Linked DNA regions of Homo sapiens: region 2 is linked to region 1. Evidence: read pairs that join two places in POLR2A ChIA-PET (ENCODE). Cell type or tissue: GM12878. All regions are shown on one strand.

The links. Peaks named below come from ENCODE experiments on the same cell type or tissue, not always from the same donor. Only the 100,000 strongest peaks of a DNase experiment are listed, where the experiment ranks them.
Region 2: POLR2A ChIA-PET joins it to region 1 with 5 read pairs; 2 of 35 experiments call an interaction of 5 or more read pairs at or near these places.

What each region holds. Positions count from the first base shown.
Region 1 is chr9:4,970,085-4,972,584 of GRCh38, reverse strand. No RefSeq gene overlaps it. Among named protein-coding and RNA genes, the nearest start is that of JAK2, 14 kb to the left of the region's middle. In GM12878, no CTCF peak of the experiment used is centred here; DNase peaks (open chromatin) are centred at 1,054 and 1,324; H3K4me3 peaks cover 692 bases; H3K27ac peaks cover 1,342 bases.
Region 2 is chr9:6,424,009-6,426,508 of GRCh38, reverse strand. The region is part of intron 2 of UHRF2 (ubiquitin like with PHD and ring finger domains 2); the gene reads right to left. Among named protein-coding and RNA genes, the nearest start is that of UHRF2, 12 kb to the right of the region's middle. In GM12878, no CTCF peak of the experiment used is centred here; no DNase peak of the experiment used is centred here.

The DNA.
Region 1 (2,500 bases):
GATCTAGGCCTTAGATGGGAGCACAGAGTATTCACCAGGATGTGTAAGTGTGGGTACTATGAGAAGCAGATGTCAGGATGGAATTACATGTGCAAGAGATTTTGGGAGAAACACCTGTGAAGAATAAATGGAAAAGAGAGCAGGTGTAGGTTGGGGAGATCCTTCAGACTATGATGCAGGTCTGAGGGCTGTAAATGAAGAAAGGGAATGAAGAGGACTGGGTAGCACTTCCAAATGTTAAACACACAGTTGTCATATGAACCAACAATTCCACCCCTAGGTATACACCCAAAGAAATGAAAACAAATATCCACACAAAAACCGGTACACAAATGTTCACTGCAGTATTATTCATAATAGCCCCAAAGTAGAAACAATCCAAATGTCCATCAACTGACAAATGCATAAATAAAATGTGATAAAGCCATGCAATGGAATATTATTCATCAATAAAAGGAACAAAGTACAGATATATGCTGCAACATGGATGAACCTTGAAAACATCATGCTAACTGAAAGAAGCCACTCACAAAAGACCACGTATTGTATGATTCCTTTATATGAATTATCCAGAAGGAACCAATTTATAAAGACATAAAGTAGATTAGTGGATGTCTGGGGCCATAAGGGTTTGGAGCATGGAGAGGCGGGTATTGGGTAGTGACCACTAAAGAGTATGGGTTTCTTTTTTGGATGATAAAAATTTTCTGAGATTGATTGTGGCGATGGTTGCATAACTCTGATTATAGTAAAAACTAGTATTGTACACTGTAAATAGGTGAATTGTGTGATATGTGAATTAAATCTCAAAAAGGCTTAAAGAATGAAAAAGGAGGAGGAAGATTGGGTAGGAGGAGACTTAGACCATAGTGCCACTATGAGAAAGTCTTTATCAGATCAATAAAAGATAGCAAAACAGAGGTTGCCTGTTAGGAGAATCACATGTGAGGCAAAAATGACCCAGCTCTAGTATCCTGGCTGGGAGGGGCCTGAGAGTCATATGGGAAGAGGAAGAAAGAGCTTTGACTATAAACCCTGAAAAGAGCTTTGAGTGTGAAACCACAAGTTCATCAGCGGGAGGCTGTCAGCCAACTACACACCTCATGGCAAATTCTCTTAAGCAGAGCACCTCCATGGCTGCCAAAGAGTAAGAGAAGGCAGGTCACGGGATACGAGACTGACAACTCATTCTTCCATTTGATGATATATTCTTTTTTTCTATATATAGGAAGCAAGTTCATCAACTGACAGTAAATTTTGGGGGGCTTGAGGACAATATGTAGAGTCGTTGGAGTGCAAAGGTAAAAGTGAAAACATGAAGTCATTTAGAAGAGCAGGAGGGTGAAAGGACCAAGAACATGTACTCTGATTATCAAGCAGCAGTCAGAGCCCACCAGATGCCTCAGCGGCACGTTTGAGACACAGCAGCACGGTTGTGGGGTTTTCGCCACCCACATTCAGCTGCACAAGTCAAAGCTCAGAATCTAAGATAAAGCAGGGTTGGAATTTTCCCAGGTGAGTAAGAGGAAGTGAAAAAAGGGCAAGGAAATTAAGAATGTATGCAAATAACTGATACAATAATTGATCAAGAAATTTAAACTGGGTAAACAAGGAAGGTGATATGAGGTGGGTGAGGGCAACCAGATCAGAATGAATGGTTTGTTCCAGAAGGAGGTTGTTTGAAGGATTCTTGGAGTTAGGGTACGTAAGAGAGTGACCTAGAAATGGTGGAGCTAAAAGGGCAGAAGGCAGTGAGATTGCAGGAAAGCTTCTGCTGCCAGCTTGCCCACCATATTTCTATCATTCCAAACAGGTTGTTGCCTCTCAAATCAAGGTGTGCCTCCTACTTTGGAGAACTATCCTCTGCTGCCTTAATCTAGACTCCACAGCCATGAGAATTCTTCTCTCCCATAGTCCCTCCTTGTATTTTGTGGTTCATAATTATAGTTATCTCCTAGATTTATCAAAAATGGCATTTACTTTGTTTTTTTGAGACAGAGATTTGCTCTGTCACCCAGGCTGGAGTGCAGTGGCAAAATCTTGGCTCACAAAAACCTCTGCTTCCCAGGTTCAAGCGATTCTCATGCCTCAGCCTCCCAAGTAGCTGTGATTACTGGCGTGCACCACTATACCCAGCTAATTTTTGTATTTTTTAGCAGAAACAGGGTTTCACCATGTTGGCCAGGCTGGTCTCGAATCCCTGGCCTCAAGTGATCCGCCTGCCTTGGCCTCCCAAGGTGCTGGTATTACAGGCATGAGCCACCGAGCCAGCATTTGCATTTTTTGTTTCTCATTCTCCTTGTTGTGTTTGAATGATTATCAAGGACAAGGGTGAACTTTGGTCTTTCTTCCACCACTTTTTTTAAACGGAAGCTAGTATTTCAATACGTATTCTCTTTACACTGTAATATTCCTTTAAGATTTAAGAAAGCAACTTCTTGTATGGATGTTATTGTCTGGAATGTTTAGTCTTGTCTGAAGGATGTTGATGGGAGAGAGG
Region 2 (2,500 bases), 1.5 Mb before region 1:
TAAATCTACAGTAGCTTCAACTAAGATTAAACAGCTCTAAATTTATTATTGTATGAACAGCAACCTTCTGAGAATTTTATTACTAGATTCCAATGTGCTCCTAAATGGGGAAAGGGAACCTTAATGTAAGATTTACTTGCCAATTTGTATAACCAAGCAGCAGCTGAACTGAAATTTGAAACCAGGTCTCCTGGCAAAGCTCAAGTCTTTAACATCTATACCACATAGTAATAGGAAATAGAAGAGATGTCAAATAGAGTTTAAATTCTGTAGTTCACAGCCAAAGCACTAACACTGAAAATAAAAAGCAAAGACCTCCTGAGAGAAGTAATTTCTCCTGATGCTCTTCCGAATTCGATTGGGGAGGGAAGAGGAAGGAATAGTGGAGTATTGAGAAGTTTGCTAAACAGAAATTTAAGTTGACCCAAACTGCTGAACTTTGATTAATCTCAGATGTGCAGATACATAAACTGGCCCTCCTTTGAAAGCAAATCCATCCTGTCAATGCCCAAACAATCAATTCAAAAGCAGCAGCTTCTAAACTCTGGCCAAAGATGAAAAGTAATAATGTAAACTTAATATACAGATAGTTACATAAATATTCATAGATGTATATATACACAGGTTAGTACAAATATGTATTATTTCCTTGCTGTCTGTTGAAGGCTCTAAAAGCAATGACACACCAACAGTAAGAAGCATACCTAGAGCCGAGATCTTGATTTTTTTTTTTTTAATTTATTTACTTTGAGACGAAGTCTCACTCACCCAGGCTTGGAGTGCAGTGGCGCGATCTCGGCTCCCCGTAACCTCTGCTTCCTGGGTTCAAGTGATACTCCTGCCTCAGCCTCCCGAGTAGCTGGGATTACAGGCATGTGCCACAACGCCCAGCTAATTTTTTTTTTTTTTAATTTTCGGCAGAGATGGGGTTTCACCATGTTCACCAGGCTGATCTCAAACTCCTGACCTGTAGTGATCCACCCTCCTCAGCCTCCCAAAGTGCTGGGATTACAGGCATGAGCCACTGCGCCCGGCCTCTATCCTTTGACAATTAAAGGAAACAGGGAACCTTGGAGAAATGGTTGATTCTAGGACTGAAGCAGGAAATATACAAGATGTACCTGAAGCATGTTGTAGTGCCAGAAAGTAAGATAATGCTTAAGAAAAACAAAACACCCACAATAATGGGGGTATGTCAAAGGGACATAGCCATCAAATAAACGAGTTTCTAAAGGCCAAAAGTGGAACAATTTGATCATGAGTTCATACTGATGTAAATGTCTGAATAAATACACCTCCCATGTTGAGTAATTTTAAATAATTTTTTGTAGATACTCTGCCCTCAAGGCAGTGAAGTACATTAACTTCCCACTCCTTAAGTGTGGACTGTACAGTGACTTTCTCTCCAACAGTACAGTATGGAAAGACAGGAAGGAGGTGTGGGAGTAGTTTAATAGTGGAGAAACTTGACAAACACTACCCCAGCCAGATGATTAAGGTTCACATCAGTGTTAATGTTATCATTGATGTAAAACCTAAGTTATACTTAGCAAATAGAATACTGATAGTATGTGCCCTATATACGTGATGAAAATACCTCTGCGGTCTTCCTCCCCAAAACAAACCCAGACAAATAAGGAAAACAAATGAATCCTAACAGGGGGAGATTTTACAAAATACCTGACCAGAGCTCCTCAAAATGGTCACGGTAATTGAAAAAAAAAAAAAAAAATCCTGAGAAATTGTCACAGTCAATGTCAAAGGAGATTTAAAAACTACACACAGTATAGTATCCTAGTGGGATTCTGGAACAAAAAGAGGACATGAGGTAAAAGCTAAGAAAATATGGGTCATTAATTTCAACAAATACACCACACTAACTTAAGATCTTAAGAGGGAAAACTAGGTGTGGGATATATGGGAACTCTCTCTACTATCTTCAATTTTGCTACAAATCTAAAACTGTTCTAAAATAAGTTTATTTTAAAAGTAATGATGGAGGTGGTAACACAAATAAAAAAGTAATAATGTAAAAAATGTATTAAGTATTGGTATTTAAAAGGTGGATGAAATCAGAGTAATATAGAAAAAAATGGCAAGTTGGCTTTCAGTGCTAAAAATTCTCTCTTAATTGTGACCACTATATAGCACTGTTTTAATTTACATAAGTCTTAACTTATTCCCAGATTCTACCTTTTGTTATTGCAAATTTTTTTCCTGTTCTAATTCACGCATTAATTCCTTGAGCTATCAGCAGCTCAATGTTAACTTTGAAGATAGCCACTTTAGTGACTGCTCATAACTTTCTAAAACATTTTCTCAGCTCTCCCAGGTATCCATAGGCTGCAACTTTGCCTTCTCTAATATTTACACTTTATTTTGTTCTCCTGCCTAATTGCATTATCTAGTACTTCCAGAAAGATGTCAAATAAGGAAGCATGAATTGGCTTCCTTGTCTAGCTCGTCTTTAAAGGGAATACCGGTATAGAATGTGTTTAAA